2 separate regions of the Mus musculus genome follow, and region 1 is linked to region 2. Evidence: chromatin loops called from intact Hi-C (ENCODE). Cell type or tissue: gastrocnemius. All regions are shown on one strand. Each heading gives the region's core, and the rest is flanking DNA. Links, peaks and the distances in the headings are about the cores only. Region 1 overlaps Arfgef1 (ADP-ribosylation factor guanine nucleotide-exchange factor 1(brefeldin A-inhibited)). Region 2 overlaps Arfgef1 (ADP-ribosylation factor guanine nucleotide-exchange factor 1(brefeldin A-inhibited)).

The links. Peaks named below come from ENCODE experiments on the same cell type or tissue, not always from the same donor. Only the 100,000 strongest peaks of a DNase experiment are listed, where the experiment ranks them.
Region 1: it touches region 2 in a loop (1.8-fold over the local background); 4 of 42 quality-filtered maps call a loop at or near these places.

What each region holds. Positions count from the first base shown.
Region 1 is chr1:10,202,905-10,208,295 of GRCm38, forward strand. Arfgef1 (ADP-ribosylation factor guanine nucleotide-exchange factor 1(brefeldin A-inhibited)) reads right to left here. Exons shown (of 38, transcript NM_001102430.1): 7 at 1,904-2,005. Among named protein-coding and RNA genes, the nearest start is that of Arfgef1, 27 kb to the right of the region's middle. In gastrocnemius, for the core only: no CTCF peak of the experiment used is centred there; a DNase peak (open chromatin) is centred at 2,699.
Region 2 is chr1:10,152,560-10,157,950 of GRCm38, forward strand. It overlaps Arfgef1 (ADP-ribosylation factor guanine nucleotide-exchange factor 1(brefeldin A-inhibited)), which reads right to left. Exons shown (of 38, transcript NM_001102430.1): 27 at 5,341-5,391; 28 at 4,355-4,485; 29 at 1,722-1,851; 30 at 1,048-1,183; 31 at 827-965. Among named protein-coding and RNA genes, the nearest start is that of Arfgef1, 77 kb to the right of the region's middle. In gastrocnemius, for the core only: no CTCF peak of the experiment used is centred there; no DNase peak of the experiment used is centred there.

The sequences.
Region 1 (5,391 bases), core at 84-5,083, 50 kb after region 2:
GAGCAGAATGTTAGTCTATCACAGGCTTATGTGCTTGTGGCACTATTTTTTGGAGGTGTCATTAGTCGGTGGGGACTGGCTGGAGTAAGTAGTCCCTGGGAGATAGGCCCTCACCCCCTCTTCTTTGCTGCCTAGCTTCCTGGAGAAAAGTTGGGTCCAGCACATGCTTTCTGCCATACTACAGCCCAGGAGCCCTAGAACTGATTGATCCTGAACTCAAATCTCTTAAAATGTGAACCAAAATATATCTTTTCTCCCGTCAAGTTACTTCCTCAAATACCCATCACAGTGACATGAGCTTGCTAACCATGCACCAGTAGCACCTGCTCTCTGTTTAGGCAAAGTGCTAGTTTGCATTGTGTTTATAATATGACTATACAGATTCCGTCACATTCAGTGTGCCAAAAGTATTAGTGCTTTTCTCCAAGTACCTTGTATACTATCATTGAATTCTGCCAATAGTATTACTAAACATCTAGTGTATTGAGCTTTATAACTGGGATGCTACCAATGAAGAAAAGAGGTAACAGCTTAGAAAAGCATATTTAAGTGTTGTCCTTTAGCTAATTTTTGGTATCTTAAATTTTAGTAGTGTTTCTATCCAGAGCTGATCAATATGGCTCACTGAGTCCAAACGTTTGTATAAACAGTTTGCACCATAGTGAACCAAGTTTTCTTGTGGGAGCTTAGAATTTTAGTGCATGTTAGGCAGAAAGTACGATGTGTCAGCAATTAAAATTTTAGTCCTCATGCCTCAAATACATATTAAACATTTTGTTAATATTTAATAATTTGATACTGGAGGAACTAAAAATATCCTAGTTCCTGAAAGTAGACAGCTGATTTCCTCTAGAGTTTACCTCCTATCTCTCATCTGTCTCTTCCTTTAATAGTATTACTCTGTACCTTTGGCTGTAATAAAACTTCTCAATGAGGACAGCTCTTATGTTGAGTCTTGTGAGTCTTCTCAGTGAGTCAACACACTGTGGAGCAGCCCTGGAGCTGCGTGTGACATACTTATTTTCTCTTCTTTAGCTCCTTAAGTGGCTAGAAAGCCTGTTGCCTTAAAGTTCCTGCTTTCTTTCACTTTGTAGTCTTACTACAATTAGACCAGTCTACCGTGCTAGTCTCTTACAGGGCTTCCACTTCGCAGACTTAGTTTAGATTTCTCATCAAAATTCTCAGTTCTAAAATCTCCAAAACTGATTCTGTTGGCTTTGAATAAAATCCAAAATTCTGACTTTGGAACTTATAACCCTGTTAAATTGCTTCTATAATTTTTTTCTATTATCGGACATCTCATGTATTATACCAACTCACCACTCTTAAATCTAATCATCTCTTTATGTTACGCAGACACTCAATGCTGCGACTGTTGCCAGATCCATTGCTGTGACACATATACCATATATCTGAATAGCCCTTCTTGTAGTTAGCAATAGTTTCAGAGAGTAAGTGAAGTCCAGAACGGCAACTTTAAAAGGAGAAAAGTGGCAAAGTACTTTAAGTAAAAAATGTAACAATTTTACATGGAGAAAAAGTCCTACGCTGAAGTTACTACAGCAACTGTGGAGAAAGATGCTTACTGGTTTGCTGATCTACAGACACAGATGTCTGAGCACAGGGCATGAGAAGGGACTGCACCTGTATACCTGTAGAAAGGAAAAGGGGTAGATACAGGGTTTGATGCTATCTGGTGGCTAAAAGCATCTCACTAGAGATCTTAGAAAGCAGCCTGAATGGGCCGGGGAGGGGCATACTGCATGTGGCTGACATACACAAACATACAAACACTAATTTCAGAATTTACAATTTTACTCCTTTGGTTCCATATCATAGTATTTCCATGGTCAGATGAAATCCTGTAAAACAGAATAAACTAATTTCAAATAAAGTACACTACCTCCAACAATGATGTTCACCATTTCTTCTACAATGCTCTGGACAATATCAAGTGGCTTTTCTTCATAGTCTCCATCATACAAGATATCATTTTTAGATAATGCTTTGAAAGACAAAAATTTGAGACAACATTATTTTAACTTTTTAAGAAACCTCTACTAGACATGTATAATGAAACACTTTTTAAAGAAAATCAAATGGGTGTAAATATTTTGGGACACTACCTTGCTAAATTTTCAGAATTTGTGACCAAGTCAATACTTAAGTATTTTTGAAATTCAAACTCACTTTAACAGGGTTCAATCTGATTGAATAGCTATTAACTATTCAACTTAATGAGATTCCATAGATTAGTCCTACAAAGACTCAAACTTCTAATGGTATTCTAAATAAAGCACTTTTAATGTCTTGTGCACATTGACATGTACTTAGTACATATAAGTCTGTACTAAACCTTATCCAACATCAAACTAAAGTAACTAAATCTTATTTGATATAATTATTAATATTGCATTTTACTACAGAAAATACCTAAGGAGACAGATATTGAGCCACTTGGGACAACATTAGTGTTTTGCTCACTCTTTCTTCACATAAGAATTTACATTTCTAATGTAAAACTGAATTCATGCTTTTTTTATTAAAAAAAATAAAGAGAGACATATTGCAGGACTTCTGAGCAGCTAAAGAAAACAATGGAATCTGAAAGCTTGTATAGATGGCTACAAAGAGGATGCTGAAAGTGTCTCAAGGTGGTTCAATTAGCTCTAGGATGCTCCAGGAACCTGGCAAACACCCCCCTATGCCAAATGGCTGCCAACTTTGTATCTTCTGGCTACAGTAATGTCTCCACTGCTCCCCAAGCAGACTATTATAAAGGATTATGACTTAACAATGCTGTTTTTCCAAAGTCTGTCCTCTCTATAATTGTGCTGTTTTTAATCTACTACCTGCCACGTTCTACAACATAGGCAGTGTCACAGTGGGAAATCTGTTAAGTGTGTTCAATCAGTAAACTTACCAGAAAAAAATAGCCTTTATATTCCTCTGTGGGGAAAAAAACTTAAGTGTGGGTATTTTTCTACCATTTCTAAGCTTTTATTTTTGTCCTATAGTTGGCTAAAACACCTTGAGTCTGAAAACAAATTTCTTTTAAAAAAATGATTTCTTTATCTATTTTGTGTATGAGTACACTGTAGTTGCCTTCAGACACACCAGAAGAGGGCACTGGATCCTACCCATTACAGATGGTTGTGAGCAGGCATGTGGTTGCTGGGAATTGAACTCATGACCTCTAGAAAAGCAATCAATGCTCTTAACTGCTGAGCCATCTCTCCAACTCCAAAAACTATTTCAATGTGAGTAAATATACAGAACCACTATCTAAAAGTATCTACAACATAGTAAATAAATATTCATGTGAATTGACAGAAATGTATAAGTGATTAATATATATATAATACACAAGAACTGCCTAGAGAAGTTAGCAATACCTACAATAATATAATACTCTGTTATAATAACAAATAATGTGCAACTTTACTCAACTAATCAAGTTGTGCTCTAAAATATGCACTCTGAACTCAAGATTTATTTATACCAGATGTTAGAACAATGCCTTCATGGTCAAAATAATCCCTTCCTTACTGAAAACCCTGCATTCTATAAGACATCTACAGTGGTGTCCTTACACATAGTACATGTTTCTCTGTTACACACAGCCCATGTTATTTCTGTTGCAAATATTTTCCCCATTTTCTAGCTAATCATTTTTATCAATTACAATTCAACGAAAACAACATTGCCTTCTCTATATATACACATTTTCCTAATTTTCCTCAACCTAACTACCTACGCATGCCACCTCTAGGAAACCATACATTATACCTTCATCGGATCCTTTAGGTAGGCTAAAAGCAGTAAACACATGAAAAGCAACTGCTGTATCTATCATCTTAACCCAAAATTCTAGCATTGAGAACATAAAACACAGAATGCTCAACATATGTTTGCTGAATGTAATGAACAAATAAAATCCCACCTTTGTCAGAGATCAGCCCTTTGAATCAACTTAAACATGTAGTGAAAAGTAGGATCAATTTGGTCAAAAGCAATTTAGGCAAAACACATGGATTCCGTTGGTGAATTTACCTAGTGTGAATAGCTGGTTTGCCTAAGGTAGCTTTTTCAAATAAAGCAAAAAGAAGATTGGAAAAATGGCTCAGTTAGTAAACTGCCTGTCATGGAAGCATGAGGACCTGAGTTTGATACTCAGAACTCATATAAAATAAAGCCGGGCGTTGGTGGCCCACGCCTTTAATCCCAGCAATCGGGAGGCAGAGGCAGGCGGATTTCTGAGTTCAAGGCCAGCCTGGTCTACAGAGTGAGTTCCAGGACAGCCAGGGCTATACAGAGAAACCCTGTCTCGAAAAACCTAAATAAATAAATAAATAAACATAAAAAAAAATAAAAAAGCTCAGGTCAGCACTAGGGAGACAGAGGCAGAGGGGCAGAGAGAGGCAGAGGCAGGAAGATCTCTGTGAGTTCAAGGCTGGTCTATACAACACATTCCAGAACAGCCAAAGCTCCATAGCAAAACAGCAAAACTTCAAAGCAAAACTACCAGCTGGGCATCAAAGGCAAATGCTATGCTCAGCCTTACCCCAAAGGACCTGTTTTTGCAAGAATATATAACTATACTAGGTGCTAAGAATAGAGACTAAATGCTGAACTATAAAGAAGACATTTATACCATCGTCTATAAAGATCAAGAAAACTGCAGATGAGGGAACCAAAACAATGTAAAAATACGGAAAGAGCTACAGAATGCCATCTTTCTTCTAGGCATGATACACCCATTCCAATCATGGACTCAAAGCAACTGTACTTGCTTACACACAACCTGCATAAGAACGGGCCTGTTAATGGCCACCAGATGGGAGAGGTTCTCAAGAGATTTCCTTCCCCCAGTTCTGACTGAACTAGTGATCAGTGATAGATTCTAGAAACTGGAGACTCACTCCCCACTATCCACTGCCATCAGGGCTCTCTGGTAAGCCCACTACACGCCAACAGATTATCATATACTCAGTCACATTGATGGCCCTGGTTAAACACACTTGGTCACAAAAGAAACAAAAACATGAATATGAAAAAGGAACTTGTATGGAGAAGAGGGGTGAGAGGTTAGAGTAATCAGAATGCATTGTACACATGTAAACTGGGCACGGCAGTATGTTCTTATAACATCCGTTCTGGGGAGGCAATGTCAGGCAGATCCTTGGGGGCCGCTGGCTAGCCACCCCAGCCTCACCGGCGAGTCTCTAAGCCAGTCAGAGTCCCTATTTAAAAATAAAATGGGTTTTACCCAAGGAATGATGCTTGAAGTTGGTTGATTTTTTGGCCTCTACACATGTATGTACATGCATACACCTATTTATTCCGCTATTGAGTTCTAAGTAAACATGATTTTAAAGAATGTCAACAGCT
Region 2 (5,391 bases), core at 136-5,135:
CAGTAGCCCGCGGATTTGTATAGAGAGTTCACGGGCTGGGTGTGGAACTGTTAGGTAAGAATTCATACTGTCTTTGACAGAGTCACAGACACAGTCACTGACAGACATGTTTCAGCTGTCAGCTGCTTACCCTGCTCCAGATAAATGTATTGAGGAATTGGAAGCTGGTCAAAGAAATCACTGTGCATCTTTCAGTATAGACCACTTTTCTAGTGTATTTCTTGTATTTTACTTCCTATTTTCAATGTTAATATTTGTAAAAGTATTCTAAGAACATAAACCAGATTTAAATTATATTTCAAAACAGGATATAAAGTTAAAAACGTAGACTAGTTGATAGTTTTCATATGATTTTATATCAGTACTGGGCACACTTAATGTTTCTACAGTCTACCTACAGACTTAAAGCCATATATATATCAGACCGAGCACCAGGGATGTACTGGGTGTGACTCCAGTCTATCCTGTGAATAAGCCGTGTTTTGGTTTCTTCACCGATTAAAATCTATTTATAACTCATTCCTAACAGAAAGATGACAATTTGGGAGTCCAGTGTAGTATTTATAAGCAATTTCCTTTAGACTAGTAAGTCTTCTGTAACTGAAATACAGGTTAAGGGTGCTTTCTTTCTCTGACTGAAAACTCTCACTTGGTGTGGTATGTTCAAATACAATCTTATAAAATCAGTGGGGTCAACGTGTTATGACTCAAATCTTGGAAAATCCGACTGTTTTGGCTCACAGTTCACTCACTCCATGCAGCTGTTACAGTATTCACTGCTCACTCTCAAACCCCGTTAGTACACAAGTGTAAATGTGGATCTTACGCGTGAGGAATTGTGGTTTTGAAGATATCCAGGGTGCAGTTACACGTTTTATCCCAGATTTCAAGAGTAAACTTTTCACCATTCAGAATAACCACGTTTTCTAAGCAGTTTGTACCAGATCGTGCTAACTGCTCATTGTCTAGAAAAGAAAAGAACAATTCACTTACATATCCCAGCATCACATGTCATACTTGGTGTTAACATAACTGGTACACACCTACCTTGTTGTACACACCAGTAAAGCTGGGCAAAAATATCATCCAAAAGTACATCGCTGAGAACTTCTAAATACTGGGTGAATACATCACATATTGCATAAAGGGCATGGTTACAAGTTGTTGTCATCCATTCAGCTTTCTGGGGGTGGGGGGGGAAGGAGGTCATGAAATGAAGGTCATGCTGTCCACCAACCATTAGACTCTGTCTCAAGTCTCCTCCCTCAAATTACATTAAACATAATTATAAAAGTCTCCACTTAATATTGATCTATAGGACAGGGAGGAAAAACGAGCCTCTCTAGCCACAGAGCCTGAACTATAAGTGTTTTATAGTACGTCATAATAAACAAAACTAATTTTACTTTGAAATTCTTTTCTTTTATTAGAATTCAGAATCTAATATTAATGAAAGTTTCGGGTATTTCTTAGCTGTGACTATAACAAAATATGGAAGAGAAGCTGACAGTTTAACAAAAGCAATGAATATAAAAAGTAAATCACTAATTCAGTCATATTTCCAAATAGTGTTCTTGCTAATGAAAGAAAATACTATTTGTCACGTATTGAAGAACTTCTAGGAATTCTTTCATGTCCAACGTGCTTCACTTCAGACATGAGCATGTACTGAATGAAAACCTGAAGACTGTTCTAACTTTATGCTAAAGGTATTCTCTTACCTCTGTCTGCTGTTCTGGCAATTTCATGTTGTCAAAGATTCTGAAAACAATTCTGAATAAGTCCTGCCACCAATGTTTTTCATAAGTGTGGCCATATGTTTTCATTATTTCAAACATTACTGTTAAGCCCCTAAAATAACAGAACACAATTAGGAAAGCTGTAACGTAAAGAAGCAAAACTTCCTAAGAAAGGGTTAAAAGTTTACAAAGTTACGAAAAAATCAAAGTTAATACTTGTTAAAGTTAACACTGGCTGTTAATGCATATTGAATATGATGTAATTCAAGCTGTAAAGTTACAGGTTCCTTTAGGACACAAGGTTCAGAAAATAAAAACTGCAAAAGCTCTGACCTGAAAATCATTTATTTTTCCTTTCCCACTCCTACTAGTCTAGCTATTAAAACTGTAAATGGAGCTGGAGAGATGGCTCAGTGGTTAAGAGCACTGACTACTCTTCTGAAGGTCCTGAGTTCAAATCCCAGCAACCACATGGTGGCTCACAACCACCCGTAATGAGATCTGAAGATAGCTACAGTGTACTTAGATATAATAATAAATAAATCTGTGGTGGCTTGATTAGGAATGGCCCCATAGGCTCCTATTTTGAATACCTGGTCACTACAGTGTAGCACTACGCGACAGGGATTAGGAGGTGCAGCCTTCCTGGGGGTAGTTATATCACTGGGATGCGCTTTGGGGTTTCATATGCTCAAGTAAGGCTCAGTGTCTCTCTCTCTCTCTGCTGTCTGTACTCTCTTGGCTCTTTCTCCAGCACCATGTCTGCCTGCCTGGCGCCATGCTTCCTACCATGGGGATAATGGACTAAACCTCTGAAACTGTGAGTTAGGCCCAGTTAAGTGCTTTCTTTTATAAGAGTCGCCATGGCTATGGTGTCTAAGCACAGTGACTAAGACAGAAATGCAGACTGAAGTACGCCATCATTCGAGTGAATATTAATTTTGCAGAACTATGGGAAAGGGTGAAAGGGCTCACAGCATTCTAAGAACAACAACCACCACCACCACCACCACCACCCCTTGGAAAAATCTGTATCCAAGGGTTACAGGGACTTTCAGCTACCAGTATGGATACTGCTCCCATAATATCTCCACAGAAAAGATGTATTAACCAACCCACTGAGGCCTAATCTCCATGATCTGCATGTCTCTTGGTTCCTGCTATATTCTAGGCAGTGCTAACAACTTAGGCAAGCAGTCAGAACGTGATGAACAAATAAAACACCTAGAGATCATACTGCCAAGCTTTTAAGCACTAAAACTGAAATTGCCTTTCTGATTTATTATCTTTCTTGAAGTAATACTTTTATTAAATGGTCAGTTAAAACAGAAATGTCTCTAAAATGTTCCAAAGGACTGTCCAGAGCCTAGGTCACATGCTGTTACATTGCCCAGGCCTTGCACATGTCTGAGATGTAGAAGATTCTCAAAACATGTGTTATGTGGATAGGTAAAATAAGCCTGGTCTTTTCAGGTGCACCTCAGCCTGTAACACCTAATGGTATGTTATAAGCAAGGGCAGAGACTGACCTAAAGTGACTTCCTTTCTGATGTTAAAACTGTACCCATCAAAATTAAACTGGGAATTACAGTTGTGGGAGGGTTCACTGTTAGAGCTTTATTTGTTATAGCAGAAATGCTGATGAAAAAGGCTATGATCCAATGTAGGCTCAGACAGTAGCTGTTTCTCAAAAAGCTCAGTACTGTCTATAGCGTAGCAGACATTTTACTCTGTACTTTCACAGGGTAAGCTGCTTATAGAGGCCCTCTTAGCAACCTGTTAAAATCCAAGACTAATTATTTAAAAATCCCTTAACCATGTGGGGCTTACCCTCCTAGCATAAGCACACGGGAGGGAGGGAGGGGCAGAAAGGACGGGGTGCAAAGCTCATTTATTTTTAAAAAATGGTTCTACTGTTTTCCAGGAAAGAATTTTATCATTAACTGCAGTTTCTGAGAAAAAGTTAAAAAAAATGTTTATAGTATTAAACATAAAAGTTAAAAATAGACTAAAATTTCATTTTGCACTAACATCTAGTAATCATTTTTTTAAGTAATAATATAAAATGTGCCTATCTAGTTCTTTTTTTTTTTTTCTTTTCTTTTTCATTTTTAGAGACAGGATTTCTCTGTGTAGCCCTGGTAGTCCTATATATCATTCTGTAGATGAGGTTGACTTCCAACTCAGAGAGATCTGCCTGCCTCTCCCTCCCAAGTGCTGGTATTAAAGGCTGCAGCTGCTACAGCCACCACCTCCTCCACCACCTCCACTACCACCACCACCACCAGGCTACCAAACTTGTGTGCTCTCTTGAACTTGCTCTTCCCCCACCCCCAATTGTATTTGGAATTTGAAAAATTCATTCATTTTAGTTGATGATTAAAACTTGAATTGATCAATTTAGTCATAACATGTTTACTGTTCAATAGGCATTAAAATTGGCTGTGCAAATAGAGTGTAATATCCGGGGTAGGCTAAGTTGTACTAATTCTTAATATATTTGGTAAAAAAAATTTTCTGGTCTCGAACTGTAAACTTGTTTGTATCCAAAAGAAAAGTTAATTAAAACGAAAATAAATCCTGCAAAGCTTAAATGTTCAAATCCGGATTGTTACCTGGTTCTTACATCTAATTTGCATCTATTGATGATACAAGACAACTCAAAGAGGATCGGGAACCACCCTCTCACCCACACCCTGTCTTCAGGTGCCACGCTCATGTCATCACTTGTGTACTCCTTGAAAGCCTTTGAAGGAAAAGGAGGTATCAGTAAGGCAAAGCTAAATACTCACATGGTCAATTTAATATTTCTCAGGAAAAATACTAAGTGCTTTACCAATCACAGTGAGAAATAATACATAGTAATTTACAAAAAGCTAAAGACTTATACACTGTCTGTAAAGAGCCTTAAACTAAATTTTTTCTTTTTATTTAAACAAAGTTAGCTTTTCAAGGCTCAGCAGTTAAGAGTATATCCTACTCTTGCAGCAGAGCTGGGTTTGGTTCCTAGCACTCCTGTAAGGTGGTCTACAATAGCCTGTTAACTCCAGCTCCAGGAGTGCAGATGCTTCTGGTCTCAGTAAAGACCTACCTACACACTGTGCACATACTCCTTCTCAGCACATACACATCACAGACTCAGATATTCAAATTAAAATTAGCAGCCAGATTGTCAACCCAGCATTTTATTTCAGTGCTTAAGTACACATTCCCCCACAGCTTAGTGCTGCAGAGCACAGGCAGACAGGCAACGAGGTAAGATGCTTAGAAACAGGGCCAGACTTCAAACCCTCTCTCCTTTACTTGCTTTGCTATTATGGGCACATTTTAAAACTTCTCTGTACCTGTTTCCTTATCTAAATAAAGCTGTAACACTGCCTGCCCCACTTAGTGTTATGAAAATTAAACTAATAAATACACATAGAACACCTGACAGCTACAGTAAAATGGCAAGTACAGTCACTGGCCATGTTAACTCAGAATCAAGTTCAGACTGATTTTTGGGCTCAAAATACATGCTTCCTCTACCCTGACTTCCCAAACAAATATAGATATAAGATTGTACTCAATATTTAAATTTTGTTTACTAAATGATGTATACCTGCGGTCTATCAGACACATATTTTGCACAATGGCGAATAAGTCGGATTGC